Regions from separate parts of the Homo sapiens genome. Here region 1 is linked to region 2. The links are chromatin loops, found by intact Hi-C in ENCODE. Cell type or tissue: mammary epithelial cell. All regions are shown on one strand. Region 1 has its middle 13 kb from the start of MTMR3. Region 2 overlaps ASCC2 (activating signal cointegrator 1 complex subunit 2).

Region 1 (2,500 bases), 49 kb after region 2:
CTAAGTTTTATATTTTTAGTAGAGACGGGGTTTCACCATGTTGGCCGGGCTGGTCTTGAACTCCTGACTTTAGGTGATCTGCCCGCCTCAGCCTCCCAAAGTGCTGGGATTACAGGCGTGAGCCACCGCGCCCAGCCTATCTGGTTCTTTACAGAAAAAGTTTGCTGTCACCTGTTGTAGAGGATAAAAATGAAGCTCAAAAAGGGGAGAATATTACTGACTTGAGGTCACCCAACAAAGAAATCATCCATCTAAAACAAACAGATTGGGTTCCCTTTATATACAAGGATATAAATACAAGATCATAGAACAGTCAGTGCAGTGTTTCTCAAAGTGAGTGCCATGGACCCCAGATCCCAGAATTGCCCAGTAATGTGTTCTCAGCTCAAATGAGTTCTGGAAACTCTGGAAACTCCATAAGCTCTTCTTAGATGATTATTATGTACATCAGTATATCAAGACTCTCAGAAGTTCTGCTGCAAAGAACAAAACTGTTCGGTTACCTTGTTGAACTCGGCATGTCCCCAGTTATTTTTTAGCTGGGAATCTTTTTTGGGGGGTTTATTTTGATGATAGCAATGTAATACCTTTCCTCAGAAATATTTGAGAAATTCTGAAGACATAGGTCAATCACTTAGGTTTGAAAGCCAGCCCATCCACTTCTTTGCATAGGACCCTGTGCAAGTTGCCCAGTCTCTTTGAGCCTTGTTGGTGGGAAGTGGAGACTCATTTCCAGTGACATTTCTGATCCCCTGGTTCCTGCCTTTAGAGCTACATTTCCCCATAGGGGTGTTCACTGGCAACCTCCCACACCACTGGGCTCAGAGTAGAGAATGAGCTTTATTTTTTCTCTCTGATTGTACATAATTCTATAATTTACTGGAAAGACTGAGGCCTCCACATCACACTTGGGGCCCTTTTATGCAGCATATGCCCTGATAAGGGAGGACACAGTGGGTCAGATTCTAGAAGACTCGACCTTAAAAAGTCACGAACGTGGGAACCAGGGAGACAGATGGAATATGTACAATAAAAGGATTTGTCAGGCCCGGCATGGTGGCTCATGCCTATAATCCCAGCACTTTGGGAGGCTGATGCAGGTGGATCACTTGAGGTCAGGAGTTTGAGACCAGCCTGGCTAACATGGTGAAACCCCATCTCTACTGAAAATACAAACATTAGCCGGTGTGGTGGCTTGTGCCTGTAATCCCAGATACCTGGAAGGCTGAGGCACAAGAATCGCTTGAACCCAGGAAGTGGAGGTTGCAGTGAGCTGAGATCGTGCCATTGCACTCCAGCCTGGGTGACAGAACGAGACTCCGTCTCAAAAAAAAAAAAAAAAAACGGATTTTTCAACATCCAGAGACTTGTTGGGACAGGGTTGATTATTTCCTAGAGGTGCTGAAAAAGGAATTTGTAATATTAAAAGAATGTAACCATTATGGAATCCAGCCTGCACTCTGTGATTAACAACACAACATTAGATCATAGAATTTCAGCAAAGATTCTCTCCTTAATATGGTGAGACTGCCTCACAGAAAGATGCCCCAATAAACCCATACCTGTTGGGGGAAGAGGCCAGCTCTCTTTTGCCTCTGCGTATTTGCAGGTTCTGAGTCAACTTTTTCTTTGATTTTTGCCCACTTAGCTCCTCCCCTTCCTTCAAGTCTCTGTATCAATGTCACCGGGACCTTCACAAGTCTGCTGCACAACTGCTGCCATAAATCCTATATCTTCTACATTACAGTACTTACCTGGGCTTCTGTTGACTTTGTCTTACCAACTAGACTGTAAGTCTCAGGAGGCCAGGGACTGGTTTTGTCTTGTTCACGGTTGCATGGGCAGAGCTTGTCCTGGTACTCAATAAACATTTACAACAAAAAGATTGACTAGGCCAGGCATGGTGGCTCAGGCCTGTAATCCTAGCACTTTGGGAGGCTGAGGCAGGCGGATTGCCTGGGCTCAGGAGTTCAAGACTGGCCTGGACAACATGGTGAAACCCTGTCTCTACTAAAATACAAAACATTAGCCAGGCATGGCAGCGTGTGCTTGAAGTCACAGCTCCTCGGGAGGCTGAGACAGAAGTATTGCTTGAAGCTGGGAGGAGGAGGTTGCAGTGAGCTGAGATCACACCACTGCACTCCAGCCTGGGCGAGAGTGAGACTCCGTCTCCAAAAAAAAAAAAAAAAATTGACTGAGAGAGCATTTGCATCTCTTTGGACTCCTTGGTTCTCAGACACATTGGGGAAACTGAGGCAGCTTGGCCAACTCTGTAGAGATGCGGCAGGGCTGGGAACGTAAGATCCTCTGACACCAGGTGTGAGACTCTTTCATAGCCCTCAATCACTTCTTAAATTCCTCCCCAGTGGAGCTTCTGTGACCTTATTCTATTCTTTCTTGTCATCTTTGCAGAGGTGAAGACTGTTTCAGAGAATTACTTTATAACAAATGAGATCCAGAATAGAAGAAAATTTATCTAACTCTCAGGGGCAGGAGAAAT
Region 2 (2,500 bases):
CACCACGCCTAATTTTTAATTTTTTGTAGAGACAGGGTGTGGCTGTGTTTCCCAGGCTGGAAAAAAAAAAGATTAACTGATGATCAGGAAATAATTAGATATGAATGAGAAACCAGAGATTATTTCAGTGAAAATGTTGGATGCAAAATTTCTTTTTTTCTTTTTTTTCTGAGACGGAGTCTCGCACTGTCACCCAGGCTGGAGTGCAGTGGCACCATCTTGGCTCACTGCAACCTCTGCCTCCTGGGTTAACACGATTCTCCTCCCTCAGCCTCCCGGGTAGCTGGGATTACAGGTGCACACCACCACACCTGGCTAATTTTTTGTATTTTTAGTAGAGACGGGGTTTCACTATGTCGGCCAGATTGGTCACGAACTCCTGACCTCGTGATTTGCCTGCCTCGGCCTCCCAAAGTGCTGGGGTTACAGGCGTGAGCCACCTCGCCTGGCTGCAAAATTTCATATACATTATGATCAAGTATGGTTTAAGAAAAATACAGAGAAAAGACTAGAAGGAAAAAACAACCAAATGGTTGTTTCTTGTAGAAATCTGGTAACTGCTTTCCTGCTTCACTATACTTTATATCCTTTCAAAATTTCTTAAATTAACACATATTATCTTTACCATTAAGAAAAAAAAAGGCTGGGCGCAGTGGCTCACCGCCTGTAATCCCAACACTTTGGGAGGCCGAGGCGGGTGGATCACCTGAGGTCGGGAGTTCGAGACCAGCCTGATCAACGTGGAGAAACCCCATCTCTACTAAAAATACCTGTAATCCCAGCTACTTCGGAGGCTGAAGCAGGAGAATCACTTGAACCTGGGAGGCGGAGGTTGCGGTGGGCCGAGATTGCACCATTGCACTCTAGCCTGGGCAACAAGAGCGAAACTCCATCTCAATACACAAAAAAAAAAAAAAAAAAAGGAAAGAATAAAGGAAAGTGACCATTATAAGGGATAACTCAGTTTTGTAACTAGGTATTTCGAAGACTGTGTCCTACAGTCTCCAGGTGAGGAGAGCTGGCAAGGGCGTCCAGGGTGAGCACCCCTCTGTGCCAGGCCCAGCTCCATGAGCTACAATTCAAAGAGGAATTCACTGGGGCGCTCCCTCTGTAACGTCCCACAGTGCTTCTGTTTCTCTTTTTTTCTTATTTTTTTGTGTGTGTGTGCGTATAAAGAGGAACCTCTAAAAAAAACTGCTTGTTTTTGATCAAACCTTCTCCCCTCTGCCTGCTAATGGGATCCAACGGCTAATGTCCGTTCCTTTTGCAACCCAGAAGAGCCCTCTCTGAACTCTGTCCCTACCTGCTCTCAGCAACAATGCAAATCATGACATTTTTGACACAGTGCCATCATCCCTGAAGCAGGGAGTTGCAGAGCAAGAGCTTGAGAGTCAGGTCTACGTTTACACACGTCCCAGCTGGGCCACTTATTAGTCATATCCTCTCAGGCAAGTCCCCTACATTTTAACCTCAGTTTCCTTATCTGTAAGTGGGGATGATGACAGCACTTATCTCACAGGGCTGCTGTGAGGATCCAATTGACATAACATATGTGGAGTGCTTGGCAGAATGCCAGGTCCCCGGAACACTCTCCAATAAAGGTTAGCTTAGTTATCACTGCTGTTCTTACATTCGTCGCCAAAGGAAACTTCCCCATTCCTATGTCTGATGCATGGCCAATTGCATAATACTAATACACTCCCAAGGCAGAATGGTGGCTTACACTGTAATCTCAGCTGTTCAGGAAGCTAAAGCAGGAGGATGACTTGAGGCCAGGAGTTCAAGACCAGCTGGAACAACATAGTGAGACCCCATCTACTAAAAAAAATTTTTTTTTAATTCGCCAGGCATGGTGGTGTGCACCTGTAGTCCCAGGTACCTGGGAGGCTGAGTTGGGGGGATAGCTTTACTCCAGGAATGTGAAGCTGCAGTGAAATATGATTGCGCCACTGCACTCTTGCCTGAGTGACAGAGCAAGGCTTTGTCTTTTTTCTTTTTTTTTGAGATGGAGTCTTGCTCCATCTCAAACACTGCAACTTCTGCCTCCCAGGTTCAAGTGATTCTCCTGAAAAAAAACAAAAACAAAAAATTTCCAGATCCCTGGGGAACTGTCTGGTACACAGTTTTATTTCCACCTCCCTAGGTAGTGTCACTACCTAGTCATTTTGAGGTGACACTCATATATCTGTTAAGCAATTTCCCAAGACTCCCTGCCCCTATCGCCCTGAGTCCCTGGGCACTGTCAAAGCGCTGGCCTTTGCAACCTTTAGTTTGGCATGTGGGGGCCATCTTGGTGCATCCTCCCAGTCCTGCATCCTACACACCTATCATCTTCTGGAGCAGTGGTGAGTTGCCTTTTCCAAAGAGCACGCAGAGGTCCAGGATCTTTGGAATGTCAAAGAGGAAGTTATTGTAGAGGATTTCTCCAAACGCAGAAGGGGAAATGAAGTGATCCTAAGGAAAAATGCAGAGAGAAAGGATAGAGATTTTCTGAACACTC

The links. Hi-C counts contacts between places; a loop is a spot of excess contacts. Peaks named below come from ENCODE experiments on the same cell type or tissue, not always from the same donor. Only the 100,000 strongest peaks of a DNase experiment are listed, where the experiment ranks them.
Region 1: it touches region 2 in a loop (3-fold over the local background); 34 of 110 quality-filtered maps call a loop at or near these places.

What each region holds. Positions count from the first base shown.
Region 1 is chr22:29,869,230-29,871,729 of GRCh38, forward strand. No RefSeq gene overlaps it. Among named protein-coding and RNA genes, the nearest start is that of MTMR3, 13 kb to the right of the region's middle. In mammary epithelial cell, no CTCF peak of the experiment used is centred here; a DNase peak (open chromatin) is centred at 1,502; H3K27ac peaks cover 555 bases.
Region 2 is chr22:29,820,011-29,822,510 of GRCh38, forward strand. ASCC2 (activating signal cointegrator 1 complex subunit 2) reads right to left here. Exons shown (of 20, transcript NM_032204.5): 5 at 2,325-2,454. Among named protein-coding and RNA genes, the nearest start is that of ASCC2, 17 kb to the right of the region's middle. RefSeq lists enhancers at 1,065-1,114, 1,175-1,234 and silencers at 1,210-1,504, 1,294-1,483. In mammary epithelial cell, no CTCF peak of the experiment used is centred here; a DNase peak (open chromatin) is centred at 1,511.